Regions from separate parts of the Homo sapiens genome. Here region 1 is linked to region 2. Evidence: chromatin loops called from intact Hi-C (ENCODE). Cell type or tissue: mammary epithelial cell. All regions are shown on one strand. Each heading gives the region's core, and the rest is flanking DNA. Links, peaks and the distances in the headings are about the cores only.

Evidence for each region. Hi-C counts contacts between places; a loop is a spot of excess contacts. Peaks named below come from ENCODE experiments on the same cell type or tissue, not always from the same donor. Only the 100,000 strongest peaks of a DNase experiment are listed, where the experiment ranks them.
Region 1: it touches region 2 in a loop (9-fold over the local background); 3 of 110 quality-filtered maps call a loop at or near these places.

Annotation. Positions count from the first base shown.
Region 1 is chr1:2,132,410-2,147,738 of GRCh38, reverse strand. PRKCZ (protein kinase C zeta) reads right to left here. Exons shown (of 18, transcript NM_002744.6): 5 at 12,392-12,477; 6 at 3,398-3,529; 7 at 1,631-1,712. Among named protein-coding and RNA genes, the nearest start is that of PRKCZ-AS1, 44 kb to the left of the region's middle. RefSeq lists enhancers at 7,198-7,781, 9,877-10,825, 13,676-14,625 and a silencer at 14,122-14,751. In mammary epithelial cell, for the core only: a CTCF peak has its summit at 7,629 (motif pointing right); a DNase peak (open chromatin) is centred at 7,508; H3K27ac peaks cover 482 bases.
Region 2 is chr1:1,952,866-1,968,194 of GRCh38, reverse strand. It overlaps CFAP74 (cilia and flagella associated protein 74), which reads left to right. Exons shown (of 39, transcript NM_001304360.2): 12 at 1,669-1,824; 13 at 3,134-3,307; 14 at 4,328-4,446; 15 at 8,165-8,231; 16 at 8,986-9,075; 17 at 11,411-11,575; 18 at 12,345-12,504. It overlaps LOC107984872 (a long non-coding RNA gene), which reads right to left and starts at 10,827. Exons shown (of 3, transcript XR_007065354.1): 1 at 10,042-10,827; 2 at 9,694-9,831; 3 at 9,165-9,293. RefSeq lists enhancers at 7,614-8,319, 9,265-9,904, 9,905-10,545. In mammary epithelial cell, for the core only: a CTCF peak has its summit at 7,976; a DNase peak (open chromatin) is centred at 7,974; H3K27me3 peaks cover 313 bases.

The sequences.
Region 1 (15,329 bases), core at 2,990-10,989, 180 kb before region 2:
TGGAGAGGTCAGTGGACAACAGACAGATGGGTGGACAGGTCAGTGGACAACAGATAGATGGACAGATGGAGACGTCAGTGGACAATAGATGGATGGATAGATGGAGAGGTCAGTGGACAATAGCTGGATAGATGGAAAGGTCAGTGGACAATAGACGGAAAGATGGAGAGGTCAGTGGACAACAGACAGATGGGTGGAGAGGTCAGTGGACAACAGATAGATGAACAGATGGAGACGTCAGTGGACAACAGATGTGTGGATAGATGGAGACGTCAGTGGACAAGATAGATGGATAGATGGAGAGGTCAGTGGACAACAGATAGATGGAAGGAGAGGTCAGTGAACAATAGATGGATAGATAGAGAGGTCAGTGGACAATAGATGGATAGATGGAGAGGTCAGTGGACAACAGATGGAAAGATGGAGAGGTCAGTGGACAACAGATAGATGGGTGGAGAGGTCAGTGGACAACAGACAGATGGATAGATGGAGACGTCAGTGGACAAAAGATGGATGGATAGATGGAGAGGTCAGTGGACAATAGACGGTTGGATGGAGAGGTCAGTGGACAATAGACGGATAGACGGAGAGGTCAGTGGACAATAGATGGATAGATGGAGAGGTCAGTGGACAATAGATACATGGATAGATGGAGAGGTCAGTGGACAACAGATGAACGAATGGAAGATAGCTGGAGGATGGGTGGGTGGAGGATGGCTGGCTGGCTGGCTGGATGACGAGATGGATGGATCGTGGATAGATGGATAGGTGGTGGATGGATGGAGAATGGGCGGGTGGAGGATGGCTGGTTGGCTGGATGAGGGCTGGTTGGTTGGCTAGGTGGGTGAATGGATGATGTACGGATGAATATCTGTATAGAGGATAGGTGGGTGGAGGAGCAGGTGGGCAGGCAGTTGTTTGTGAGGCATCTCTTTTGCGTGAGGCACTGTGTGAACTAAGTGCTTTATGTTCTGTGGTCTCATAAGTGCTTTATGTTCTGTGGTCTCCCAATGAGACAGAACTCACATGCATCAAGTGAAAGTGAGGCTCTCACACCCCCGTGCAGAGGTGCAGGTGTGGAGGCTCAAACCTGGGCTGTAAGTCCAACTGGTGTTTGAGATCTCTCTCTGAATGCTTCTTAGCAATAAAACAAGTCCTTCCCCACAACAAACAAAACCTCACAAAAATCCAAGGACCATGCCACTGCCACGCTGTGTGTGCAGCAGCCACCTCGCCAGGCTTTCCCCAGATAGGGCTCAGCTCTGTGCAGCAGCCAGATTGTGGGAGGTGCCCGGCCATGGTGGCTGCTGCACTAAGTGCCTTCGAGAACTCCCGGAGCTGGTTAGAGGAAGAGGCTCTGCACCCCTGGGCAACCACAACAGCACTTCACGGAGGCATCCCTGCCCAGCAGCCTCCAGGGAGGGCCAGCTCACCCTGCTCATCTCTGCCGGGGATTGAGAGGAGGCCCTGGAGAGCCTCATCCCCAGCCCCAGGGAAGGGTGGCCAGGCTTGAAGACAATGACCCCTGCAGAGCAGATGGGACTGAGAAAGGACTCGTGGCTAGAAGGCAGAGGTGAGCAGGGTGAGGTGATGCCCAGGCTCTACCCGGCCGGAAGAAAGCAGCGCCTACTTCCATCTGTCTCCTCGGAAGGAAGGTCGGCGTCCTCGTTCTTGTCGTCTACTGGAGGCTCTTGGGAAGGCATGACAGAATCCTGCCGGAGAGACACAGAGATGGCAGCATGACCAAGTGCTAGAGCAGGTGTTACAATGTAGCTTCTGTAAACACTTTGTGACTTTTTAAAATTAAGAACTTTTTTTTACAGACAGGGTCACAGTCTGTCATCATCCAGGCTGGAGAGCAGTGGCGCGATCACGGCTCACTGCAGCTTCAACCTCCTGAGCTCGAGCAATCCTCCCGCCTCAGCTTCCAGAGCAGCGGGCACTACAGGTGCGCACCACCATGCCTGGCTAATTTTTGTATTTTTTTTGTAGAGATGGGGTCTCACCATATTGCTCAGGCTGGTCTTGAACTCCTGGCCTCAAGTGATCTTCCCACCTTGGCCTCCCAAAGTGTTGGGATTACAGGTGTGAGCCTCTGCACCTGGCCACTTCAAGACTATTTATGATTTACATATTTACACATTACAATGGGTATACTGTAATATAGTATATAAAAATCTAATTGTTATGCTATTTTACTGAATTAGATAAAGAACATAAACATTACCTATGATTCTGCAGACGGAGGTGGCCACTCGGTACTGCAGGCCATGACCTTTCCACCAAGTGCTTTATACAACGGGATATTTTGCACAATGCTTGGTCATCTCCCCTGTCCCAAAGCTGCATCCTGTCAGTAACCAAGCATCAGGGGGCCATTCTAAGGGCCTCTGGGTTCCGCCTGCAGATATGTCATAATGGAGCCACCAGTACTGGTGGTCAGCTGGGTGGCAGGCTCTGGCCTCCCTCCGCCTCTAGCTGACCACATTTCTGGGGCCGGTCTCATTTGCTTACGCTAAAGTGGACCTATGAGGTCAAAGGGCATTACAGGCTTTTTGGCAGATGCAGCTGAAGGACCTCTGGAAGGACTGTGCCAACGCATGCACCAGCCTGCGTGGTCCCCCATCCCTGTGGCTGGTGATCCTGGGGTGACACCCTGATCCAGACTCTGTCTTTATCCCGTAACAGAGGAGAGGGCACGTCACTGCCACAGGCGCCTTTCCTCCCATGCCACAGCAAGATGCAGACAAGCCACCCTCCCCAGACACACCCACTGCACGCTGCAGCAGGGCCCAGGGAGTTGAATGTTCAGTCCAGGCCTCACCCCCGTGGTTCAGTGGGATGCAGGGGGCCACACGGAAATGCCAGAGGCAGCCTTCAATAAGCAAAAGTCAATAAGGCCCCCAAAGGCCTGGATGCTTCAAGTCCAAGCACTCGGGGATGGCGGAGGGAAGGTGCCGCCCTCATCACAGGCTGGGCATGGCTTCCCAGGGGGGATGCCAGGGAGAGGCTCCAGATGTTCGGAGCCTCAGCGTGCCCAATGCTACTAGGTCAGACCTGGCTTTCACCTCCACAGTCCTTAAGAGCTGGTTCAAGACTGGGGTATGAATGAACCTTACCTCCGACCCACTGAGCAGAGCGTACCACGTCCTACCTGAGCCTGCTGCCTGAGCCTCATGCCCCAATGAGCAGAGTGTGCCGGGGGCTTGTGGGGGCTCAGGAAGATGGGTCCTATCCAAGACTGCCGCCTGAGTCTCACGCTGCAGCCCAGAGCTAGGACGGCACCACGGCCCCTCTTGAAGAACCCAGGGTCACCAAGGTCTGCTTGGACAATGGGCTGGCTGCCACGCCCCGACCCCGCCCGTGCCCCCCGGGCCTCCCCAGCCCTGCCACTCACCATATGCTTCCTGCAGGTCAGCGGGACGAGGCCGTGGCAGCGCTTATGGACCAGCAGTTTGCAGTTGATGCACCTGTAGCCTTGCCTCGCGAGGCCCCATATCCTCTCGCTGCACTGACCGCAGTACGCTCTCTGCAGGTGGGAACAGAGCGTCAGGCCCAGGCCACACTGAGGGGCCAGCGGAGAGGACAGGCAGGGCCTTCCACACCTATACCTTCTCAAAAGAGGACACTGAGCCGGGCAACAGGTGGCCCCGGCACCTTGTCCCTTCCGGGCGCCAGGCTTGCCCAAGCTTGAGAGCCTCCTCTTGGGTCTATCCCAAGGTTGGGGGAACCAGTGGCCCCAAGGAGAGGCCTGGAACCCTGCTCTGCATGAGGGGACACAGGGGAGGTGCCATCGGGCAGGGGTGACGAGGTGCTGCTTCAGGCAAGGCCCCGTGGCTTGCAGGGGCTGGGGGGCTGCAGCTCCTGCTGCGCTCTGCGTAGAGCAGCCTGGGGTCCCGTCTAGGGCTAAGCAGAGTGTGTGGGGGTACCCCCTGCCTGACCTTCATTCAAACAGAACCTCCTCCTGACAGCCTCAGAGAAGGGGAACTCGGACTCATGAACATCTTGAACTGCTACATGGCAGCCTGCAATTATCTTAGTATTCTTTGTTCAGTATTTTTCAAGATTTTAAATGATCCTTCTTTATTCTTCATGGTTCTGAACAATTCCAAAATGATGGTAATTATCAGCTTGTTTGGCGATGTTTTCATGAACGTTTAAATGTTACAAAAGGCATGAGAATGAATGTTGTCGGGACCTGCTTGGACATTTTCTGCCTTGCCTAAGTGCCCAAAGTGTTCCTGGGAGTAAAGGGGTGCATCTGCACTGTCACCATGTGCCCAGAGCCTCCAATTCAGATTCTTTCCAGACACAGCCCTTTCATATGCTTTTCCCTCTTTTACCATTTTTCACAAATTTCCTTCCTATTACAGAGCTCACCTCACACCTGAGTTAAGACGAGGAAATATAGGCCGGGCGTGGTGGCTCACGCCTGTAATCCCAGCACTTGGGGAGGCCGAGGCGGGTGGATCAGGAGGTCAGGAGATTGAGACCATCCTGGCTAACACGGTGAAACCCCGTCTCTACTACAAAATACAAAAAATTAGCCAGGTGTGGTGGCGGGCACCTGTAGTCCCAGGTACTCGGGAGGCTGAGGCAGGAGAATGGCGTGAACCCCGGAGGCGGAGCTTGCAGTGAGCCGAGATTGCGTCACTGCACTCCAGCCTGGGCGACAGAGTGAGACTCCATCTCAAAAAAAAAAAAAAAAAAAAAGAAGAGGAAATACAGTGTACTGTGAACCGCCTGCACTGAATTCACGTGAGGAAACGGGACTGAAGAGAAAATACAGCACTGAGTTCACGTGAGGAACCGGGACCCTCAGCACATGTGGGCATCAGGTGCGGCTGAGCAAAGGGGGTCCAGACCCTCTACGGGACTCTCCTGCTCATCAGAAGAGCCTGCTCGGGACGTCAGGGCCCGGGGACCCTCCCCCCGCCCACACAGCCCACTTGTTTGGGTGGGGCCGGATGACCAGCACCTAGGACAGTGCCCAGCACACAGTGGGCATCGGGTAAGAAAACACACATGCATCATCGCTTTCAACTTCGTCACAGGAAAAAGGAGCCGACTCCACATCCTCTGCACATGCTACCTACATCAGCCCAGCCATGACAGAGCCACACCAGGACCGTGGGCTCTATTCGAAGGAGGGATGGGTGAGAGGGGGCATCCCACCCAAGACCTCTGATTCCGGGCCAATCTAGCTTAATGCCGGCATTGGGAGTTTTGCCCCAGTCGGCACCTGCTGGATGTGTGGACCCTGGATTGAAAGGAGGCGCTTCGGCTGCTGGATGTGTGGACCCTGGATTGAAAGGAGGCGCTTCGGCTGCTAGATGCCTGGACCCTGGATTGAAAGGAGGGCGCTTCGGCTGCTGGATGTGTGGACCCTGGATTGAAAGGAGGCGCTTCGGCTGCTGGATGCCTGGACCCTAGAGTGAAAGGAGGCGCTTCGGCTGCTGGATGTGTGGACCCTGGATTGAAAGGAGGCGCTTCGGCTGCTGGATGTGTGGACCCTGGAGTGAAAGGAGGCGCTTCGGCTGCTGGATGTGTGGACCCTGGAGTGAAAGGAGGCGCTTCGGCTGCTGGATGTGTGGACCCTGGAGAGAAAGGAGGCGCTTCGGCTGTTGGATGTGTGGACCCTGGAGTGAAAGGAGGCGCTTCGGCTGCTGGATGTGTGGACCCTGGATTGAAAGGAGGCGCTTCGGCTGCTGGATGTGTGGACCCTGGAGTGAAAAGAGGCGCTTCGGCTGCTGGATGTGTGGACCCTGGAGTGAAAGGAGGCGCTTCGGCTGCTGGATGTGTGGACCCTGGAGTGAAAGGAGGCGCTTCGGCTGCTGGATGCCTGGACCCTGGAGTGAAAGGAGGCACTTTGGCTGTGCAGACCTGCTCCATTCTCCTCCGCGTCCACAGCGCAGAAGAACACCAGCTTCCATTTCTAAAACCATTATTTAAAAGTCAAGTTCTTTTGGTATAATGTGCCTAATGTGTTTGGCTTTCTCTAGGTCACCATTTAACATCTTACTCTGCAACACTACGGTCCTAGTTAAGACCAAATTCACAGCCACCAGGTATCTTTACAAATTAACCAAGATTGGCCAGGCGCAGTGGCTCATGCCTGTAATCCCAGCACTTTGGGAGGCCAAGGCGGGCGGATCACTTGCGGTCAGGAGTTCGAGATCAGCCTGACCAACATGGAGAAACCCCATCTCCACTAAAAGTACAAAAATTAGCTGGGCGTGGTGGCGCACATCTGTAATCCCAGCTACTCGGGAGGCTGAAGCAGGAGAATCACTTGAACCCAGGAGGCAGAGGTTGCAGTGAGTCAAGATCACGCCACTGCACTCCAGCCTGGGCAACAGAGTGAGACTGTGTCTCAAAAAAAAAAAAAAAAAAGAAAAAGAAAAACAAACAAACAAACAAAAAACAAATTGACCAAGGTTCCTTTCCGTGGGGAGCCACCCTTACCTGGGGTCAGGCCAGGACATCTGCTGACAAGGGCAGTGTGAATCTGCCAAGGGTTGGCACCCACCACAGAGACCTCACGTGTGTGCTTTGTAAGTGAGGCTGCCCAAGCTCTGTCAAAAGCTCTTGTTTCAAATCTATATTTGAATAGTAACATTTCAGGAAATGTGACATTAAAAAAATAAAACCTAAACCCCAAGTTTCCATTCTCAGAAACTCAGAGGAATTCATAGATTAATGGGTAAAAACGTTTTAAGTACGTCTTACATGCTGCCAACTTGTTCCTTGCTCATATTCCCTCCCTCCGACAGCCTCGCGCCTCGCTCTGTTCCCCAGGCTGGAGTGCAGTGGTACGATCTTGGCTCACTGCAGCCTCCGCCTCCTGGGTTCAAGCGATTCTCCTGTCTCAGCCTCCTGAGTAGCTGGGATTATAGGCACCTGCCACCACGTCCGGCTGATTTTTTATTTTTAGTAGAGACAAAGTTTCGCCATGTTGGCCAGGCTCGTCTCGAACCCCTGACCTCAGGTGATCTGCCCGCTCCAGCCTCCCAAAGTGCTGGGATTACAGGTGTGAGCTACTGCACCTGGCCTCCCTGCTCACATTTTCTTTCTTTTTTTTTGAGACGGAGTCTCACTCTGTCACCCAAGCTGGAGTACAGTGGCATGTTCTCAGCTCACTGAAACCTCCAGCTCCCTGGTTCAAGCCATTCCCCTGCCTCAGCCTACCGAGTACCTGGGATTACAGGCACCCACCACCACGCCTGGCTAAATTTTTGTTGTATTTTTAGTAGAGACAGTGTTTCACTATGTTGACCAGGCTGGTCTCGAACTCCTGACCTCAGGCACTCCGCCTGCCTCGGCCTCCCAAAGTGCTGGGATTACATGCGTGAGCCACCGCGCCCGGCCTCCTGCTCATATTTTCAATCGCCCATTTTCATGTTTTAGACCTGTCACACCCTTACCTATTCTGATGGTTGGAGCCTCTGTCTGGGCTTTTACCAGCTTGGACTCAGGATATCCTGCTTCCCACTGTGTTTTGTGGTTTTCCATTGCGAGCTCAGATGCCTGATTTATTTATCATCAGGAATTCTTTGATGCTGGCTTGAAAAGGAATTGCATTGGCCTCTGCCAGCCACCTGAGGGCACTGCTTGGACCAAATCTGACAGGCACTGCTGCTCATGGATGGCATCTTCTGATCTCCCTTCCCCACCCTCACTCTCTATAGCCTCTTCTCCAGGGACCCAAGTGGTCACTCCTCTGTCCACTCATGATAAAGGCCAAAGTCTTGGGCCATCCACCCAGCTGTCCCTGCGGCACTTGTGCCCTATGTGCCACCAGCAGAGGGCTCTCCAGCAGCCACAGCTCAGAGACGTGGCCCTACCATGGTTTATACCCCACGTGGTGGAGTGGGTTGTTCACAGCAAAGGGAGTAGCTAACTCCAGACACGATTCCCACTCTTGCTTGTAAAAATAATGCTGAGCTGATCTTCCCCATACACAAACCTCCGAATGACGGGTGATTTCTTTTGAAGAGAGGCAGGATGGGAACATCGCTGCACATTTCTGCGTGATTTCCAGAGAGTAGGGTCCATGCCTGTCCCACATCCCCAGGGTTGGCAGACCCCATGACAGCAACCCTGGGCTTTAATTACTTTTTTGTTGTTTTGTTTTTGTTTTGTGTTGTTTTGAGACAGAGTCCTGCTCTGTCGCCCAGGCTGGAGTGCAGTGGTGCCATCTCGGCTCACTACAACCTCTGCCTCCCGGGTTCAAGCAATTCTCTGCCTCAGCCTCCCGAGTAGCTGGGATTAGAGGAACCCACCACCACGCCTGGCTACTTTTTTTGTATTTTTAGTAGACACGGGGTTTCACCAACTTGGCCAGGCTGGTCTTGAACTGCTGACCTCGTGATCCACCCACCTCGGCCTCCCAAAGTGCTGGAATTACAGGCGTGAGCCACCACGCCCGGCCGGCTTTAATTACTTTTAACATCTTTGATGTTGACAGAGAAAATGTCTTGTGTTTCCCTGATCACCTGTGGAGGTCATGCTGTCCTCATCTCTAAACAATTACAGTCTTACTTCATTAACCATTCACACCGGTTCTCAGCTTCTCGGTCCCAGCATTTACCAAAAGCCTTTGTGTAGGAGCTCTTCAATTCTAAGTGTGAGATGTCTGGATCTCTTCTGGGTTTTACGTGCTACAAACCCCTTTCCTGTATGTTTTTTGCATTTAATTTGGAAACTGAAAAAATCTGAAAATTCTGTGTGGCTGAGTCTAAAGACCCTCTGGTCCTCACTGCCCGGTTTTTCTCCAGAGATCTGCACAGCTTCTAGGTTTCTTCTTTTTATTTATTTGAGACGGAGTCTCACTCTGTCGCCCAGTGGCACAATCTCAGCTCACCGCAACCCCCGCCTCCTGGGTTCAAGTGATTCTCCTGCCTCAGACTCCTGAGTAGCTGGGATTACAGGCACGTGCCACCACGCCTGGCTAATTTTTGTATTTTTAGTACAGATGGGTTTCACCATGTTGGCCAGATGGATCTTGAACTCCTGGCCTCAAGCGATCACCCATCTCGGCCTCCCAAAGTGCTGGGATTACAGGCGTGAGCCACTGCGCCGGGCCCTGTGATTTTTTTTTAACCTCAATCCACCTGCCGTTTACTGTGATGGGAGCCAGCAGCCTGGATTCCTACCCACCTCACCCCCCATTCCTGGGCTGATAATTAACCAATCACCTCCTCAGGATTTACTGGAGGATCCCTTCCCTCCTCTGCAAGAAGTGCTCAGCCCTGGGCCAGCTCTGACCCAGCAGTTCTGTTCCACTGAGTGGGCTTCCCTGCCACCCCCGGCACCATCCTTCATGGAGGAGGCAGCCCCTCCTCACCTCCTTCTTCAGAACCTCGCTGGCTCTCTCCCTTTGGCTCCCCCACTGAACGCTTCCTTCTCAAAGTCCAAGGGCAGTGCTTTCAAGTGCACAGAAAGAGCTGGGCGGGGAGCCCAGTCCCCAGCGACGGATGCCCACTCTTTCATCCTCGCTTCACCAACAAAGAGGACGGAAAAGTCTCTCTTCTCCTGGGTGCTTGTTCCCCTTTAAGTCTTACTGATTCACACAAAACCAAGTGCTTTCCTCCTGAAATGCCCCTTTTAAGTGACAGCAGAGGTGATCTGAGTGGTCCTGCAATTAACATGAAGTGAGCACTACATGGAGCGGCTCTGAGGTCCGGACAGAGAACGTTACGAGCAGGTGGCGAGATCAGAGCCCGGGCACAATTAGGCGGGAATCGGACAGGCTGAACTGCAGGGCAGCCGCCCTCCCTGAGCAGTCAGGTTGCAGGCTTTCGGGCCACTCTCGCCTTGGCCTCTGTGTTTGTGAAACTGGCTCGTTCACACGCCCAGAAGGGCTGTACCTCCACAGCAGAGCGGGGCTGTGGTGGGTCCACCTGCCACCCTTTCCTCCAGTGTCTGCAGGAAGGAAAGGAAAAGCTTTTGCTCACTGGTGGTGGTGGGGAGGGGGAGGGTCACTTATGGTCTGCACCTGCCATCGGCAGAATGGACTTTTCTCCTCAAAGCTGCACAGTGAGAGGCCACACCCTGTGCTGCCCGGAGCCCTGGCCCATGTCACTGGGTGGGTAGGGTTCACTCTGGGCTAATCCGTCATGCAGAATGACAGAAGAGACAGATACAGAGGAGGCCATGTGGAGACGGAAACAGAGGTGAGTGGTTCCTCTGCCAGCACAGGAACAAGGCTGCCCGCAGCTACCAGTGGCTGCGGGGGAAGGAGGGCGCAGCCCTGCGGCACTGTAATGGGTCACACCAGGCGCCGACTTGACTGGGTTGAAGGATGCCTAGAGAACTGGTGAAGTATTGCATCTGGGTGTGTCTATGAGGGCGCTGCCCTGAGACTGGTATTTGAGTCAGTGGACTGGGAGGGCAAGACCCACCCTCAATGTGGGTGGGCGGTGGCGTCCAATCAGCTGCCAGTGCGGCTGGGGCAAAGCAGGCGGAAGCAGGTGGGAGAAGCAGTTTTCCTGGGTCTTCTGGCTTTCATCTTTCTCCCATGCTGGATGCTTCCTGCCACTCGTCCTACCCTGGGACATCAGATTCCAGGTTCTTGGGCCTTTAGACTCCGGGACTTATTAGTGGTTTGCCGGGGGCTCTGGAGCCTCTGGCAGAGGCTGAAGGCTGCACTGTCGGCTTCCCTGCTTCTGAGGCTTTTGGACTCGGAGTGAGCCACTGCTGGCTTCTTTCTTCCCCAGCCTGCAGCTGGCCTATCGTAAGACTTCGTCTTGTGCGCCCGAGGGCCAGTTCTCCCTAATCAACTCCCTTTCATGTACATGCATCCCATTGGTACCATCCCTCTGGAGAACCCTGACTCATAAAGACACCTTCGTTTTGGACTTCCAGCCCCAGACTGCCGGAGAGCAAGTTTCCATTGTTTAAGCTGCCAGTTAGTGGTGCTGTGTTCTGCAGCCCCAGAAGACTCACAACGTGTGTCCTCAGAAAAGGCGGCCAGGGTGGGCTGGGGTGCGGACGGGATCTCTGTGCTGCAACACTCCCTGGCACCATACTCCACAGATATTCCCAATGTGGCCACCTCCAGCCACACTCTCCTGAGTCCCAGCCTGAGCCAAACTGCCTGTTCACCCACACCCACCTGCCCTAAGCACACAGCCGCCTAGGCTCCCCATTTCCTGGTGTCCCCAACCTCGTCCTCAGGGCCTCCCAGACACTGGCTGGACTCTCCCGTGCCTGCCACATCCTCGGTGCTCCTGGCATCTCCTCTGCACTGACCTCCCAGGCAGTATGATCAGATGCCTCCTCCTCCAGGAAGTCCTCTGGGCTCTCCAGGCAATGTCCAGGTCTTCCTAGTGCTGACCTGCTCATCTCCTGGAGCCTAGTTCCCACCACACCCCTCTTCAGTCACTCAGGAGCTTGTCCTGCATCCTCACCTGTGTTAGCCCCAAGAGGAATGGGAGTCCAGACCCACTCTTGCCACATGACAGGGACCGAGCACACGCAGGGGCAGGAGGAGTGGCTCACATGAACAGAACTTCCTGATGGTCTAGAGGGCAGACCATGGGAGTAGAAGGAGGGGCAGGTGACTTGAGGCCGCTCCAGGAGACAGAGGTGCCGTACACCCAGCGGAGGTTGACACGTGAGGCCACGTGGCAGGTGAGTGTGGAATGCAAAGGTAGCCCCAGGGCCACCGCTCCTGTGAGGGGCTGTCAGGGGCTCTGTGTGGAGTCCCGCAGTGGGGACAGGCCCTGTATACTTCCACGCACCCCCAAGACACTCCCTGTGTGGGACCAACTCCAGGGCCACCAAGGCACACCCAGACACCTCCCCTTCCACTGTGAAACAGAACAATTACAAAAGCATCTGAATCACCCATTTCATAGGAACTAGAAAAGCATCATAAAGAGAAACAAGGAAAATAAGCTAAGTGTCCTCTGGAAAGGGCCCCCGTGGGTGGCCGCTGGGAAGACAGAGGCCCAAGCAGGGATGGGGCTGAAGGAGCTTCCAGGGTTCACGGAGACTCTTAGCTACTAGGCAACACTGTGTGCGGCTGAAAACACACACCCTGGCGCTACATGCGGATGGAATGCGGCCGCCCCACTCTGGATGCAGGCAGGCTGGGGCCTCAGGCCAGTGAGCCCTGAGCCCTGATAAGAGTCACACAGCCAGGCAGACACAGACAGCATTCACTGGGCAGCCACCACGCAGGGAAAGGCCCGGAGGGCACTTCCCGCCTCAGACAGCCCTAGTCAAAGCCTCATCCTGCACCAGAGAAAGCATTTCTGTAACCTTGCCCTCGGGCGCCAAAAAGAGCCCAGCCTGGGCTCAGCGGGACGTGCCTCCCCTCCTCTCTCTTTGCTTTTAAAAGTAACAAAAGGCCCCTTGAGGGACTAGTCCCAAGGGGGCCACTCACCCTGTTAAAGCGCTTGGCTTGGAAGAGGTGGCCGTTGGCACGGTACAGCTTCCTCCATCTTCTGGCTCCCCGGCGGTAGATAGATTCTGGAAAGGATATGAGAAAGGTGTAAAGAAACAGCGTGGCAGCCACGAGCCCACGCAGGGTGCAGCTGCGACAGGCCACTCCCGTCCAGGTGGTGGCGGCCGCAGCGTCCTCCCAGGCAGGGAAGGCAGGGCTGGAATGACGGCCTCCCGGAGGCCTCTCTCTGCCCCTCCTCACATGATCCTCATGGTGTCACGGCCTCGGCGGCTGGAGACAGAGGCCCAGGTGTGGATGGAGCCAGGTGTCCTCGCAGGGCGGACAGGATCCACCACGGGACGGCCGCTTGCTGACAGTGGAGCCGTGAAGTCACCCCAGGCCAACGCAGGCCGGGTCCGTCTGTCCCCTGCCTGTTTTCCTTTCCACCCCCCTCCTCCCCAGGCAGCCCTGTGAAAAACAGGCCTTTTTTTCCGCACAGGGATAGTTCAAACGGGCCTCAATATTTACACATGACTGTCAGAGGAGGAAGAGTGGACGCCACAGTGGAGCCTGGGCCAGGCTAAGGTGCAGAGCGCCACTGACTTCACTTCAACAACTCGCCAGACGCAAGCGGCGCGAGGCCCCGGGCTCTCCAGTCGAGTTTCCTTTAACCTAATAAATCTCAGGGCAGGAGAGCCAAACCGACCGTGCACCCGTTTCCATTCGCAAGTTACCAAAAACATCATCTTTATAACATGCATTTGACAGTCCAGCCCATGCGGACTGTGCCTCTTATGAGAAAGGCGGCACCAAGCCTGTAACCAGACGGCTGGTCTTGTCCTTCCTCAACACCGTGTCCCACTTTGCTCCTCCAAAACTCTTTGAAACGGATGTGTGTGTAAACAGAATCTTCAGAAACGGAACGTACAATGGGAAGCTTTGTGCTTTTATAAAATTCCATCATAAAAGCGACTTTCATGAACCAAATGAAAGTGCCACAAATATACTGAAGTGGAAATTGTAACGGAATGTTTTTAAAACAAGCAAATGACTAGCCCTGACTGGAAACTGCTGAAATCAGGCCACACGGATGGTAAAACCTGCTCCTCTTCCTTTAAATGGAAGATTCAGAGCGAAACCAAGAAGTCAGGGGTCCTCCAGGAGCGCAGGTCAAAGAGGCCTCACGGCAGCGGGCGGCTCAGCCCACCCAGCCCTCCCAGGATGCGGCTTGGGGTTTGACAGAGGCCTGGTGACACCAAAGGCCCCTCCGGCCACAGACGCGACTCCCAGCAAGCCCGAGGCCAGGCTGGGGTCGTGCAGCCTGTGCCCCCTCCACACTCCACCCACCTGGGCGCCAGGCCTGGGCTCCACAAGAGGCGCAGACCCCCAGGGGCGGCCACACTTTCGGCCCCTGTGCCCCTCAGCCCTGAGGGGGTCGGGTGACCCCTCATGTGGCTCTACCCACGAAGACAGGGCGCATCCTGCCCTAACCAGCCTACGGCAGGTCCTGGCTCCAGGAGTCCGTAGGCCTGACTTGTCCCCTCGGGGGATGCTCTGCCTGCCCAACAACCCTCTCTGAAGAGAGAAAGAAAGAGAAGGGTGTGAAGCGGCGGAGACGGAGGTACTGTGGGCCACAGAGAAAGTGGCGCACAGCTGAGGGGCCGAGTCGAGGGACAGACGCGCAGCCGGGGGCGGAACCGAGGGACGGACGCACAGCCGGGGGCGGAGCCGAGGGATGAGCGCACAGCCGGGGGCGGAGTCAAAAATGGACGCACAGTGCGGGGCGGAGCCAAGGGACGGATGCACAGCTGGGGGGGGTGGAACCAAGGGGCGGGCGCACAGCTGGGGAGGGGGGTGGAACCAAGGGGCGGGCGCACAGCTGGGGGTAGAGCTGAGGGAAGGACGCACAGCTTGGGGACTGAGCTGAGGAACGGACGCGCAGCTGGGGGTGGAGCTGAGGGCCAGACGCACAGCCGAGGGGGCGGAGCCGAGGGAACCGACGAGCAACTGGGGGCGGAGCCGAGGGACGAACGTGCAGCTGCGGGCGGAGCCGCAGGGCGGTCACACAGCTGTGGGGCGGAGCCGAGGGACGGCCGCGCAGCTGGGGGGCGGAGCTGAGGGACTGACGCACAGCTGGGGGTCGAAGCTGGCTGGAGCGGGGACACACAGGACCCACCCCCAGTGCGCCTGGGAAACCCTGAAAATGCGCCAACTGGACATCCTTCGAGTTCAATCAGTAAAGAGAATGACGTCCTAGCAGACGCCAGGGCTCATCAGGGAGCCTCCAGCAGGGTGAACAAACTCTCCCACAGGACACAGCACACAGCCCGGCGTCCCCAGTCCCCGCCGGGACGAACTGAAGTGTCCCCTAAATTCACGTGGGGAGCCCTAACCCCCAATGTGGCTGTATTTGGAGATGGGGTCCCCACGCCTCCAGAACTTGAGAAAAGACGTTTCTGTCGTGTGTAAGTCACCCTGTCTGTGGGGTTCTGTCACAGCGGTCCAGGCGGGGGCTGACCCCGCTTCCCACCATACACACACTAGGCCCCTCAGAGACTAAGGGTGGAAACGTGGACAGCAAAGCGGCAAAACATTTTAGAAGGAATTACAGAAGATTTTAGTCACCGTGAGTCACCTGCACACATGAGAGACAAAGGGCCCGTGGCTAGGGATGCTGGACTGAAAAATCCATGAGGAAAAAGCAGTCAAAATAGGAACAGAAGCCCAGAGCAGGCGTCTCGCCCGAGAGAGACACAAGCATCTCAGCCCCGAGAACCATCGAAGCAACCCGCAAGGCCGCCCAGGCGTCTCCTACACTGCGGGGTCGGCACAAATCAATCCCCCGCAGCCCCAAACACCTTCGAGGCCCAGGAGTGCCCCGGAGAAATGGCTTATTCTCTGGGAGAGCCTCGCAGCTCAGAAACGAGGACCATTTGCT
Region 2 (15,329 bases), core at 3,563-11,562:
CACTCATTCATTCACTCACTCATCCTTTATTCGTTCACTCACTCATTCTTTCTTCATTCATTCACTCACTCATTCTTCATTCATTCACTCATTCATTCACTCATTCACTCTTTACTCATTCACTCATTCATTCACTCACTCACTGATACACTTATTCATTCACTCATTCACTCATTCATTCACTCATTCGCTCACTCATTCACTCATTCATTCTTTACTCATTCACTCATTCACTCACTCACTGATTCACTCATTCATTCATTCACTCACACATTCACTTATTCACTCACTTACTCATTCACTCACTCACTCACATCCAGGGCCTGCTTGGTGTCCACTGCTGCTGCAGGCAACTGGCTTCAGTTGGGGGAATGTATTTCTAGTTTACCTTTCCCTAAAGGTGTGGGGTAGGGACGATGGTCCTCTCCTGAGTCTGGCACAGTGCTGCAGTCTCTGCCCTTGTGTACCCCAAAACCTGAAGGTCAAGGTCACTGCTGCAACCGATGCCCTGCTGGGAAAGAGAAAGCCTTGGGCTGCCTCAGCTTTGGCCTCCACAGGGTCTCTGCGGTGCCCTTCAGGGCACCAGAGAAGGTCCTTTCCTGCTACCCAGGCTCCCAGTGCCTGGGCTGAGCCTTTGCCCCATCCACCCCTCACTGCCCGTCTCACGCCGGGGCCTTTGCACCCGCCGATCCCTCCGCCAGGAGCACCCTGCTGCGCCTCCTTGCTCCAGAGAAGCCTCCCCTGCCCCCACCCCCACCCGTGAGCTGCTCCCTGCGATTTTCTGTGGCACCACCTGTGGCACTATACAGGTCACAGTAACAGCAATGCGCTGGCCCCGTCCAGACTTCCTGTCTGTCGCTCCATAGGACGGTCCCCAGGAAGAAGAACCCTGTCTACCCGGCCCAGTTCCCCCTTCTCCAGCAGGCCTGGGACAGAGCCAGAGCAGATAGGCAAGGCTCCGTCCCCAAACTCATTCTGAGGAAACCACCACAGCCATCCTCCTGGGGTCAGCCTGGGGCTTTTCCCGGGCATGGCTTATATCCACAGAAATGAGAACTGCGCCAGGCGCGGTGGCTCACACCTGTAATCCCAGTACTTTGGGAGGCTAGGGTGAGTGGATCATGAGATCAAGAGTTCGAGACCAGCCTGGCCAACATAGTGAAACCCCATCTCTACTAAAAATACAAAAAATTAGCTGGGTGTGGTGGCGGGCGCCTGCAATCCCAGCTACTCGGGAGGCTGAGGCAGGAGAATCATGTGAACCCGGGAGATAGAAGTTGCAGTGAGCTGAGATCGCGCTGCTACACTCTAGCCCAGGTGACAGTGCAAGACTGCGTCTCAAAAAAAAAAAAAAAAATGAGAACAGATGAGTGCCTGAGGATCGGCGCCAAGGATGCCAGTCCGTGAATTAGAACATTTTCCTATCAAAGGAAATATTTTGCAGACTCTTCTGAGCATTGTAGAAAAATATTTAATAATGTATTAAAATACTTATATTTCAAGTAGAAAAAGTTACAAAACCGTGTGCACCGCTATCTCCATGCAGAGTACGTGAGGCAGAAGAACGGGGGCAGGCAGCGGGCCATACCGGCGGGGGCTGGGCCGAGTTTCTCTTCCCTGTTCTCTGTCATGAGCGTGTCTTTGCGATGTTCCTCTCCCCGACTGCAGGACTACGAGGCTGCTGCAGGCCCCGGGCCCTCTCGGTTGCTGGAAGTCGTTTCCAGTGAGCTTATCCAGGGGGACCCCGGGGCCAGCTCAGAGGAGGAAACGTTAGCTGAGCCCGAGATCTCTGGGCTTTGGAATGAAGACTACAAGCCATACCAGGTATCAGCTCCTGCTCCTTTAGACGCTTGCAGACGGACCCCGGCCCTCTGTCGCCGGCTCGCCACCTCCCACGCCTGCCCCGGCCACACCAGCTGCTCTGAGGCTTCTCCTGGCTGTGCCTGCCATCTCCCGCCACCCTCTCCTGTGTGTGGACGCCCCCCGCCTCCCTCTCCACACTCATGCCTTTCCCTCTTCGCGGAGCCTGGAGGGCACCACGCGTGCTCGACGACCCCAAGCTCCCCCTGACAGACAGCTCGGTCACCATGGTGTAACGGGGAGGGACGGTGGGGCTCCAAAGCTGAAAGGCTGAGGGAATGACTCTGAGCTACTCCGTGTACTATTGGAGAAGCATCTTTCTAGAAGAAGCGTGCAAACTTTCTTTGACGGCCTTTTGTAAGAAACATGCCCCATCTGGCGCTGGGGTCCTTCTGCCTCTGAAAGAGCAGTTACAGCAAGACACGGTCTCTGCAGCAGTGTGGCTCAGGCTGTGGCCCTGTCCCACGTGGGAGGGCAATGCCCGCCGCCCGGTTTCTGTAAGCATTGGCCACCTCTACTGTCAGGGCAAAAGCCACCTGGTTCTGCTGGTTCTGGGGATGCCGGGCTGACCAGGGTGGTGAACAAGACAGGCCAGGCAGAGCCACCACCTGCCCACTGGGGACACCCAAGGGAGAAGGCTGCCTCTGGACAAGAGGAGGGTGCCAAGTGCCCCCCCCACCCCGGGAAGCCAGGGAGGAGGCTGCCCGGCTGCCGGGCATGGGCACCAGCAGGGACAGCCCACAGCCCAGAGCCAGGACCCACGCAGAGTCCAAGCAGCTTCTGAAGGGACAGTTCAGGACTCCAGTTCTGATCTTCCTGGTTGCTGGTGTTGGCCAGGGAAGCGGCTTTTCATCTGAGAAAGCCCAGTGTGTGCTGACACTGCCCGCTCGAGAAAACTGCTTCCTGCAGAACCTTTCAAAACCTTCCTCTTGTCCTGATTTAACAATCTGGAAAGTTCCCCCTCCACATCATTTCCCAGAAATCCACCTGAATCTGGAGCTGTCTGCTCTTGTTTCCTGGTTTCCTCTTTTTTGGAAGTGAGGGGTCCCTGCCTTGTCAATGGAGCAGAAAGTCAGTCGGTCCCCAGGGCCTTTCTGAGCAACTCAGAGCAACTCCCCGGGCCATGGGGCTCTTCCCAGCTCCAGCGCTGGTGGCAGCCGGTGGGGCTGGGCTGTCCGTGCTCTGCTAACCGCTACCCTCGCCTCCGAGCTGCCACCGGCGCCGCCCAGGTGGAGCCGCTAACAGCCCCAGCCTCTGTCTCTGTGACCCCCAGGTGCCCAAGGAGGACGTGGACCGAAAGCCCGTGGGCGGGACAAAGATGGACAAGGACATCCTGGAGCGCACGGTGGAGCGGCTGCGGAGCAGGGTGGTCCACAAGCAGGTGGTGTGGGGGCGTGAGTTCCAAGGACGCCCCTTCAACAGCAAACCGGAGCTCCTCCACTTCCAGGTGAGCCCGCAGCTGGGCCAGGAACGGGACGGGCAGCAGCACAGGACAGCAGGGGAGCCCTGCCGCAGCCCAACCCCTGACACCTTTTGCTTTTTTTTGAGATGGAGTCTCACTCTGTCGCCCAGGCTGGAGTGCAACGGCATAATCTCAGGTCACTGCAACCTCCGCCTCCTGGGTTCAAGCGATTCTCCTGCCTCAGCCTCCCGAGTAGCAGGGATTACAGGCGCCTGCCACCACGCCTGGCTAATTTTTGTATTTTTAGTAGAGACGGGGTTTCACCATGTAGGCCAGGCTGGTCTCGAACTCCTGACCTCAGGCGATCTGCCCGCCTCAGCCTCCCAAAGTGCTGGGATTGCAGGCATGAGCCACTGCGCCTGGCCTGCCTTTCGCTTTTTAACGCTGGAAAACCCGGGGGCTTCCTCAGGAGGCACAGGCCCAAGTGTGGACCTTCTCTTCCAGGAGGTGGAGGGAGAGGGCCCCATCCCCATGGAGGGCTGGACGCCAGTCTGAGCAATGGGGGTGCCGTGGCCCCGAAAGCCCTGTGCCACTTGGGGCAGTGGGGGTCCCCTGAACCTCGGGACAGGGATGTAGCAGGGACAGGGTGGGAACATGTGAGGCTGAGGTTGGTGCCTGGACGCCTCTGCCAAACTCTGCAAGACAGAGCAGGCTGTGGGCTCCTGTATTTGACCCCAGCTCAAGTCCATCCATGGAGTCAGGGACCCACCTTGGAACCCACAGTGTCTGAGCCTTTTCTCTTACTCCCACCTGCGGGCCCCAGCAAGGCCCTGTCCTGCCTCAAGTGGCGAAGGCTCTTATGTGACAGGTTCCACCCCCAGACCTGTCCTTCATGCACCCCAGGGGCCTTCTCGATTCTGGGAGAAACCTTGGAAATTGTTCCCTGGGAACCTCTCCCTAGTTGGCAAATGCTCACCAGCGGTTACCTTGAGGCAAAGCTGCCTCGGTGCTCACAGCACAGCCCCCTGTGACCCGCTCTGAAGCTGCTACCTCGGCCTTTCCCAGGACTTTGATATTGGCAAAGTGTACAAGAAAAAGATCACGTTGGTAAACACCACCTACACGATCAACTACTGCAAGCTGGTGGGCGTGGAGGAGCACCTCCGGGACTTCATCCACGTTGAGTAAGAGGACGGCTCAGACAGGGAGGGACGCGGTGCAGGGACAGCAGGAGGTTCATAGGTCCCTTCATGTTCAGAACGGCTGGAACAGGCTCTATATGGGCATAAGCCCTCAGGTCCGATTTTCACGAAGATTTTGTAGAGGGGGCTCCTCTGTCTTCTTGTGTCAAAGTCGTCCGAGACCGAGCCCATTTCCCTTCACGAATGGCTGGAACTTTGCCTGGCTGCCCAAGTTTCCTTTTGTTTTTCTTCGTTTTGTTTTGCTGCCTTTTTTTTTTTTTTTTTTTTTTTTTTTGAGATGGAGTCTTGCTCTGTCGCCCAGGCTGGAGTGCAAGTGCGATGGCGCGGTCTCAGCTCACTGCAACCTCTACCTCCTGGATTCAAGAGATTCTCCTGCCTCAGCCTCCCCAGTAGCTGGGATTACAGGCACCTGCCACTACGCCTGGCTAATTTTTATATTTTTAGTAGAGACCGGGTTTTACCATGTTGCCCAGGCTGGTCTCGAACTCCTGACCTCAGGCGGTCCACCTGCCTTGGCTTCCCAAAGTACTGGTATTACAGGCATGAGCCACCACACCTTGTCAGAGTTTCCTTTTGTATTGTTATGTTTTGATGTTGACCATTCTGATAAGTTTTCCCTGGCAATTAGCCAGTGTTTTCAGTGTCAAGGTGAAAGCTGTCTTCATTTCAGCACTGCCTCCCTGAATTAAGGCCGTGCTTTCACTCTGTAACAATGTTTCCATTTGCTTCCTTGCAGACTCCACTTACCTGTGTTTTGGATCCTCCTTGCTGGTCTTTGGTGTCTGATGTTTTCCTTCTGGTTGCCTTTAATGCTTTCTGCTTTCCTTTTCTTTGTTTTGTTTTTGACAGGGTCTTGCTCTGTCACCCAGACTGGAGTGCAGTGGCACGATCTCAGTTCACTGCAGCCTCAATTTCCCAGGCTCCAGCAATCCTCCTGCCTCAATCAGCCTCCTGAGTAACTGGGACCACAGCTGTGTGCCACCAAGCCCGGCTAATTTTTCTATTTTTTGTAGAGACAGGGTTTCACTGTGTTTCCCAGGCTGGTCTCAAACTCCTGAGCTCAAGTGATCCACCTGCCTCAGCCTCCCCAAGTGCTGGGATTACAGGTGTGAGCCCCTGTGCCTGGCCCATTTTCTTCTTTTCTCTTTTATTTTATTTTTCTTCATTTTTCCCTCTGACGGCCTTTTCCATGTTTTCTGCAATGTTTCTCTTTTCTTCTGCTCCTTAGTAACTTACTTTTTTTTTTTTTTTTTTGAGATGGAGTTTCACTCTTGTTGCCCAGGCTGGAGTATAGTGGCACAATCTCGGCTCCCTGCAACCTCTGCCTCCTGGGTTCAAGCGATTCTTCTGCCTCAGCCTCCTGAGTAGCTCGGATAACAGGCGCCTGCCACCACGTCCGGTTAATTTTTTGTATTTTAGTAGAGACGGGGTTTCACCATGTTGGCCAGGCTGGTCATGAACTCCTGACCTCAGGTGATCCGAGGCCCACCTCGGCCTCCCAAAATGCTAGGATTACAGGCGTGAGCCACAGCACCCAGCCTAACTTACTTTATTTTTAAGAAAGTTCTTTCTCTTCTACTTCCTGCTTCCTGCCAGTTTTCTCTTTGTGGACAGGTTTGTAGGTCCAGGATGGCTTTCGGATTCCCAGTTCAGGAGTTTCCACTCCCGCGAGCGTTGTGAAGTGCAGCTTCTCAAAAGAGGGTCAGCAAGGGCAGGATCCTCATTCCCCCCTTGCTGCCCAGGCTCCAGAGGGGCCTCCTCTTCTCCCACGAGGCATCTTCCTGAGGCTGCCCCCAGGGGCGCGTGGGCTCTGATGGCCCCTCCCTGAGATCAGCACTGACTCACTGGGACTTGGTATTTTCTTGTGGAGGCTGTGATGTTCTCTTTGGGGAGCTGATTTTAGGTCAGTCTTAGGGTCTTTGTTCCCGTCTCCTTCCTCTCTTCCCTGCAGTTTTTCAGACCTTCGTAGCTCTCTGTGAAGGCGGGCATGGAGAATGCATGCTGGAGGTTGGTGTTTACTTTTCACCTTATGGTTAATTTTAAGTCTGGAGGGTTCTGTGTCCTCTAGTCATGCTGAAGGCATGGGATTTCTGCAGCCCGCCTGTTTCTCTCATTGATCCATGTGGTTTCTGGAGGGCGCGTGCAGAGGTGGGTTTAGGTGGTCGCTGTGCTCTCAGCCACCGAGGCATTCCTCCCCACGCTGGGATGAGAACTTCTCATGGACGGTTATTTTCTCTCAACAGGTTGAGGCCACCACTCTCCTGCCCTCTGCCTCTTGTTGCTGGAGTGGGAGGTGGCCTCGGTCCAGGTGCTGGTTTTTTTGGAGGATACCTGGCTTTCCGCCTGCTTGCTCTGAGATTCTCTCATCCTTAATGTCCCGCAGCTCTGCTGTGCGTCTGGTGTGGGCTGATTTTTCTTAGACCTCACTGTGCTGTTGAATCTGAAGATTCAGATCTTTGAACAATTTTGGGAACTTCTCAGCCCCAGCTCCCCAGGCATCGCCCCTCCCCCATTCATTCTCCGGCTCTGCCCTCCTGCTCCTCCTTTTGAAACCTCCCCGTCGGGTTGGAAATTTCTTGTCTCTTTTTCGCATTGGGTGGTGCTCTAGGTGCTGCTCGGTTCACCACTTGTCCCCTTAGTGCTGCTAATCAACGGTTGAAATTGCTCAGTAAGTTTCTTACTCAGCTGCCCTGTCTCTCATTTCTAAAAATGCCAAGTTCTGTTTTGGATGAGTCTGCATTTCTTGACAGTGTCTTGTTCTTTTCTCACGTCTGGAATTCTCTATTTCTGTCTCTAACCATTTTATCTATACGTCCTCTAACATCCCCACTCCACGCTTCTGTCATCTGAAGGGTTTGGAGCTCGGCCCTGCACTCTGCTGCTGGTTTATGTGAGGCACGCACGTCCACCCTCTCGGATTCTGCTCCTCTCCCCGGCAGCTCCATCCCGGGCTCTGTGCAGTCGGCACCAAAGCATTTCCCTCCCAATTGGAGGAGCTTTGGGTTTGCTTCTGCTGGTGCCGTGGGAATGTTGCCAGCCAGGGACACATTTTACATTAAAATTTTAGCTTGTGCATTTCTAAACCAAGCACATTAGGTAAAATCCAACCTTGTGAAATCAGCCTGGCGTCAGGAATTCCTTGGGGAGATGCTCCCTCACCCTGATCTGGGCCAAGACAGACCAGCTCCCTCAAGTGGCCTGTGCAGTAGGGGCTATTTTTGTGGTTCTTTCCCTGAAAGGGGCTGAGAGGGTCCCGAGGGTCCCAGCTGTCTCAGGACTCCCAGTTCCAGCTCTCTTCCTGGCTCCTGCCCACAGCCCCCTGGTCCCATATTGGTATCAAAGCCCTAGAGCCCCGGTCCCAGGCCTGGCACCTGTGCCCAGGGGAACTGTGGCCCTCTCCGACCCATGGGGTCCCATTTCCTGGCAGTTGGCCTGGGGACTTGCCTCACGCCTTCAGTGATTAACTCCCTCACTCCACAAACGTTCGCACACACTGGAGCGCCCCCTGCCTGCCAGGTACTGGCGGCAGCAGGGAATGCAGCAGATCCAGCACTCCCCGGGGTGAAGGCGGCTGGGCAGGGGGCCAGGCCCGGGATGGGGAGGAGGCCAGGAGGCCCAGCCTGACTGTGCTCTGGGTGGTGAGGCGAGCGTCTGCCCTCCGCAGCACTAACCCCCGTGTGCTATGGGTCACGTCCTGCAGCTTTGACCCCCCTGGCCCCCTGTCAGCCGGAATGTCCTGTGAAGTGCTTGTCACCTTCAAGCCGATGGTGAGTCAGAGGGGCCCGTTCTCTCTCGAAGGGGAGGTGGTGGTGGGTGGAGCCTGTGATCGGGCATGGTGGCGCAGAACATGATGGGGGAAGGATGCACTTGGCCTCTCAGTGAGGATCACGCAGGCCCCTGTTTTGCTATTTTACTTCCAAAAATACACTCAACATATTCCTGAATGCTGGGCAGAACCGCGGCGCAGCTCCTCTGGGTTAGTGGCCGAGGGCGTGCACTCTCGGGTCTAAGTCGGGAGGGCTGGGATGTTCCAGGAAGCTAGTGTCCAGCCCTCCTGAGATGCCCTCTACTGACTCTTTCCCCTGGGGTCACCCGAGCTGGGCAGGTGGCAGGCGGCCCTGGCCCAGGTAGCCACGGCACATGTAACAGGCTAAAGTTACAGGAGGGAGGGGTGTGGTGGCTTATGCCTGTAATCCCAGCACTTTGGGAGGCCAAGGCAGGAGGGTCGCTTGAGCCCAGAAGTTCAAGACCAGCCTGGGCAACATGGCGAGACCCCGTCTCTACAAAAAATACAATTAGCCAGATATGGTGGCGCATGCCTGTAATCCCAGCTAGTGGAGAGGCTGAGGTGGGAGGATCGCTTGGACCCCAGGTGGGGGTGGGTGGAGGGGGGTTGCAGTGAATCGAGCAGGTGCCACTGCACCCCAGCCTGGCCAACAGAGCCAGACCCTGTCCAAAAAAAAAACAAAACACACAAAAGTTGCAGAAGTGTATTGTGGTGGGGGTTGTTTTATGTTTTAGATAAACAAGGATCTAGAAGGAAATATCTCATTTTTGGCTCAGACGGGCGAGTTTTCAGTTCCACTGAAATGTTCAACAAAGAAATGTTCGGTGAGTTCAAAGGTGTCCGAGCCAGCATTTCTCGGGGCATGCTGGCTGGGAACCCCAGTGGGGGACGGCATCTCCTGGGAGGGGGTGCAGGTTGGCGGGGGGACCAGGTGGAAGCTCCAATCTTCACCAGGGGCTGAGCCCCTTCTTCCAACAGCAGCTCAGGTGGGCCTGAGCCGAACCTTAGGTGGGGTCTCGAACGTGGGGCACTCGGACCAGTGCTGGAAAAATGAGACAAACCCTGCTCTGTGTGGAGCCCAGACTGCAGGGCCTGTGGCTCAGGAAAACTTAACATTCATCTGCAGCTCTTGGGGGGATCCCGCCTGATTCTTTTTAACTAAGAAAAATTTCAAGCATAGAGGAAAACAGAACAGCAGAACAAGGCTCCACGCGCTGCAACCCGGACCCCGCATCCTCCCAGACTCCACATTGTCGGCCTCGGACACCTTTGCTTGGTCCATCAACTGCTATATCTGTTGTTGCTGATCCATTTCAAAGTACATTAGTAAAATGTCAACACTCCACCCTCAGAAACTTCAGCATGCATCTCCAGTAAACCAGGAACCCACACATCATTGTCCCCCCGGCCCCCGCCGAGTAATTGGTCAGCTCGCACCGCACCTGCCACACAGCAAACGGCTCCTGGCTCAGCCGCGAGTGTGAAGCCCTCTGCGGCCAGCCCCGTCCAGGCTGGACTCCAGAGTGGCAGCTACGGCAGCACGAGCATCTCCCAGAGGACAGTGGGGACGTCATTATCTCCTAAGAATTCTCAGGTCAAGGCAAGTCTCACAGCCTGAGCCTGCGTCAGCGGGGCAGGAAGAGGCCCATTCTTACACTAGAGGAGGAACAAGCCGGGGCAGGCGAAGGGCAGAGGCGCGCTATGTCCCCCACCCCAGGAAGATCAGCAGACGCCCTCATGGTCACCCGTGATCCAGGCCACGCTGGCCCCAAGCCACCTTTGATGAGCACCTGTGTAACTTTCTCTGTCGCGTGCTTCCTCCTTCACCGCGTGTCGCCGTGGAGAGGGGTTGGGATGAGAGTCACCGATGGTGGCAGAGAGAGAAGTGTTTTCCTCTCAGTTTCTTCATAGGCTCACCAGTGTTTGAGTATTTGGTGTGTTCCAGTCACTTTAGTCTCCCTTCCTCTTGGCACTCAAGTGGCCCCGCTTGGGTTCATGCAGGGACCACTGCCGTCCTAGGGCACCCGAGCAGCTCCTTGCCCTGTGGCTGCCGCCTTCTCCTCAGAGCGGTCACGGTTGGGCCGGCACTCGGCTGTGCGGGCTCTTGGTGAGCCAAGACTCAGGCCCAGGACACCGAGCACCAGGGCCAGGGGCAGCAGGAAGTCCCCCGCCCCCCCGCAGACAGCCAGGCTCCGGCTCCCTCCTGCTCAGCCTGGGAGCCCGGCAGGAGTCTGGTACTGGCCTGCTCCACTCCGGATCAGCATCATGGAGCACGTGCCCGGCGAGGCCCCAGGTGTCCTGGCCAGAGCTGCCCCGGCCTCTCCCGCATTTGGTCTTTGCAGTGTCAAGTGCTCCTCTGTGACAGGAGCACCGAGACCCTCGGCTCCCCTGAGCAGGGGCTTGCTTCTCCCAGGGGAGCGTCCAGGCTGGGGACTGTAAAAACAGTAAAACCCCATCTGAACAAGGGGAGAACAGGACCCAGGCGGTGCAGGCGGGAAGGAGGCGGCCTCCCTTGGCTGGACCCCGACCGCCCTCTGCGAACCACGTCCATTTGCGTCGGTGGCCCCTGGTCCTGCCCCTGGAGCAGGAGCACAGAGTGGGGAGCCCCTGGGCCTCCAAACTCAGAGCCCAGAAAAGCCTCCCGAGGAGGGGCCATTGGGCAGAGCCGAGGTATGGCCCGGGCCTGCATCCTTAGCCAGCACCAGAGCTTCTGTGGCCTGTGGCCCACAGCGGGCATGGTGAGGCACCCCCATGGAGGGCGTGCTCCCGTTCTGGAAGGATGCTCCCTGGGTCCCTGTATCCAGAGTCCAGCTGACCTCACCCAGGAATGACACCATCCATCCTCAGGACCTCCAAAGCCCCGTGTCCAGGCTCCTTGTTTAGGCCCTGCATCCGGGCCCTGCGTCCTCTCACTGAACCCTTGTTACTCCGTGGCGAGGGGGCTCCTGCCTTGATGTTCTTAAAACCAGACTCGCGTGCCACACCTTGTCATGAGCAATACACACCTGATTTCTGGGTTGAATCGTGTACCTGCTTGTGCAGTGCACAACGCGCACAAATGCTCAGGGCAGCCCTGCCTGGAGCCACGTGCAGGCCTCACGCTGGGCACCCTGTGGGCCTGGCACGGTGGCCCTGAGTTCACTCCATGTCCTCTGGCAGCTGTCCCTCGACAAGGAGCTCATTGACTTCGGCAGCTACGTGGTAGGAGAGACCACGTCTCGGACCATCACGCTGACCAACGTTGGGGGCTTGGGCACGACTTTCAAGTTCCTGCCAGCTTCAGAGCCCTGTGAGATGGACGACTCCCAGTCTGCCCTGAAATTAGTGAGTGTGCCACTCAGCCATGGGGGAGTGTGGGGACCTGCCCCCCAAATCCAGTCCCATGTGGGTGAACAGAGGTGACAACATGAGGGTATCAACAGTGGGCCTGGGAGAAGGAGGGCAGTGTGGGGGCCTCCTCAAATCAGCCTAAGCAGAAGAGACCAGCTTCTTCTGTAGGACACCTGCAGTCACCTGGCCTCAGGGGCAGCAGCAGCAGGACACTCCCTTTCTCAGGCACGTAGCAGCAGGGGTGCTGGCCAGCAGCTCCAGGCCCGAGGGCCCCAGGAGACCCAGCCTCCCCCGACGCATCTCTGAAGCCCCAGGTGTGGGGGTGGGAGGACTGGACAGGTGCACTCCATGGCCACAGCTGCACCTGTTCCAAGTGTGAGCGCGTCTTGTCCTGTCACGGGTATGGGTGTCCCAAGGCTCAGGTGGAGAGAAGCCTCAGCCTCTAGCCAGCCAAGGAGGAAGGAGGGTTGGACCAAGAGGAAGATGTGGCTCACACTCCCAGGCTGGGGCAGCACAGCCATGCCCACCCGGCCTGGAGTGAGGGAGGCTGAGGGGTGACTCTGAGTCTCTGGGTGAGCTGCTGCTGTGATCCCACAACCAGGATGGGTGAGACGAGAGCAGGCAGCCGAGGAGGCAGCTGAGGGGCCACGCTGGAGCCAGGGTCCAGCCCCCAACACGGCCTGTCCTCATGGGAGTTCCGGCAGCTGACTGGGAAAAGGAGGTGGGAAACCTCCCAAGCCAGGATGTTGATTCTCCTCTCTAGAGCAGTCTCCTGACCTACGAAGATAAAAGCTTGTATGACAAAGCCGCCACCAGCTTCTCTGAGCAGCAGCTAGAGGGCACGGAGTCCTCCCAGGCGGACATGCAGAGCCGGAAGGAGCTGGAGAAGCTGGACAAGGAGCAGGAGGAGGAGCAGCCCGCAGGTGAGCCAGGCTGCCAGGCCAAGCCAGGGTGGGCGGGCGGTGAGGGCCTCAGGGCAGCATTCCAGGGGGCTGAGGGGCCCAGGGGAGGGCTGGAAAGTAGAGAATTTTCCTAGGCCTTCGATGTTAAGTGACGGTTAAGCAAGAAAATATTCTTATGTGCCACTAAGTGTTGTTTTTGGAGTGGACGAAAATGTACATTCACGTTGACGCTAACCGAAGACTTGAAGGCACCTCCAGCATTGGCCCAGCAGGCCCAGCACGGGCGGAGCCGCACAGGGCGGGGAAGAGGCTCTGCGGTGCCCCCTGGAGGGGCCGGGCTGCGGGGGGCTTCTGTCTAGCTCTGCAGCTGTGGCTGTTGTTAGACGCGCACCAGCGGGGAGAGGTGCCGAGAAACGGGCGGGCCCTGCCCTCCCCATGCCTCCTGCCCTGCAGCCCGCCGCCATCGGGAATCGCTTGCGTCTCCTCCTTGCTTCTCTTGATCGTTTTCCCACATACGCATCGAGATCCAGAAACCTCCGTCCTCCTCCTGTCTGTCTTCGCGTGGTGCGCGTTCCGCACGCCCTGCAGCTCAGCGCGGAGCTGGGCCGGTTCTCCACAGCCTGTGTGAGCCGCACTTCCGGTGTGAGCCGCACTTCCGGTGTGAGCCGCACTTCCGGTGTGAGCCGCACTTCCTGTCCTCACCACTGCGTGGCGTTTCCTTTCCTGAGAGAGCCTCGGGTTCTAGATCCGTCCTTCTGCCAGTGCACACTTGGGAGCGTTCGTGGTACACACTGTTGCGAAGGCCGTTCTGCACTGCCCCTTGGCCTGTGTGTGAGTTCCCACAGGGCACCTGGCTGGGGCTCATGCCTGCATCACAGGGCATAGCCAGCCTCACTGGCATCAGCTAATACCAAAGTGAGTTCTTTTTATGTTGAGACAGGGTCTCTGTCGCCTAGGCTGGAGTGCAGTGGTGCAGTCACAGCTCACTGCAGCCTCGACCTCCCGGGCTCAAGCAATCCTCCTGCCTCAGCTCCTGAGTAGCTGGAACTACAGGCACGCACCACCGCACCTGGCTAGTTTTTGTATTTTTTTGTAGACACAGGGTTTCGCCATGTTTCCCAGGCTGGTGTGGAACTCCTGAACTCAGGCTGTCTGCCCACCTCAGCCTCCCAAGGTGCTGGATTACAGGCATGAGCCACCTCGCCTAGCCCACCGAGTTCTTTTTCAAAGTGGTTGTGCAAGTTTACACTCCCACCAACAGTGTACAAGACTGTGCTGTCCAGCGTGGCTGTCACTGCCACATCTGGCTATTTAAACTTAAATTGATCCAAATTAAATAATAGTGAAAATTCAGGTCCTCCTCCACAAGGGCCACATTTCACATGCTCCATAGCGACCTGTGGGCAACGGCTGCCCTACTGGACAGCCCAGAAGCCCAGCTCTGCCTGGTCACAGAGGGTCCTACGGGGCCACACTGGGCTTGAGGGCCTTGCTTCACATCCGCAGGAGCACGAGGTCACACGGCCCGGGGCTGCTTGTCTGGGGGGCCTGCACCACGGTCTGCTGTTGAGATGTTGCTTTTTGGTTTCCCAGATCACCAGTGAGATTGCGTGTCTTTCCCTGGGCCCATTTACAAGTTGTATCTTCTTTGGTGTGACATCTCTGTTTAAGGCTATCCCTTGTTCTTCTGTGGGATTGTCTGTCTTCTTCTCATTCATTCATAGGAGCTCTTCATGCACCCAGATTCCAGCCCTCCTCCCTGAGGAATGTTGCAGGTGCTGCCTCCGAGTCTGTGGCTGGGCCTTCCTCTCCCTTTATGACGTCTTTTCTCAAATCAAAGTTCTTCAGTCCAGTCTTTGCATATTTACCAGTCATTTCTATTGGAATTTGTTTTTTATGATTTTTAGGCAATTTTTTTCTCCTCCAGGGTCATAAAGACATAGGACATCGCTTTTGTGTTGAGGTGTATGATCCACCTCAAATTCACTCCTGCTTGTGGTGGAAGTCAGGGCTGAGGCTCATTTCCCCTGGTGCGTGTTTGTGTATTCCACGGCACAAGTGGACTCTGCTATCCCATTCGATCCATTCGTTGTCCGTGTCAAAAATCAATTGACCATCCAGGCACAGTGGCTCATGCCTGTAATCCCAGAACTTTGGGAGGCCGAGGCAGGAGGATCACTTGAGGTCAAGAGTTTGAGACCAGCCTGGCCAACATGGTGAAACCCCATTTCTACTAAAAATACAAAAAATTAGCCAGGCGTGGTGGCGGGCGCCTGTAATCCCAGCTACTTGGGTGGCTGAGGCAAGAGAATTGCTTGAACCCGGGAGGCGGAGGTTGCAGTGAGCTGAGATCGCGCCATTGCACTCCAGCCTGGCCTATAAGAGTAAAATACTGTCTCAAAAAAAAAAAAAAAAGCAAGTCAATTGACCATATAAGCATGAGCTTATATAGTTCTCGCCTCTTTTTTCTGATTAATTGATCCATTTAATTATTCTTATGCCAGAGCCATTGTCTTGGTTATCATGGACTCAGACAAAGCCTTGAAGCCAGGTAGTGTAAGTCACCCAACTTTGTTCTTTTTTTTCCACAATATTTGCATTAGGGCCTCAGGATAGTTTAGGTCCTTTACATTTCCACATAAACTGTAGAATCAGCTTTTTTATTTCTACCAAAAAAGCATAGCATGAATCTGATTGGCATAGCATTGAATCTATAGATCAATTTGGGGAGAACTGACATCTTAACAGTATTGAGGCTGGGTGCAGCAGCTCACACCTGTAATACCAGCACTTCGGGAGGCCAAGGCAGGAAGATCGCTTGAGCTCAGGAGTTTGAGACCAGCCTG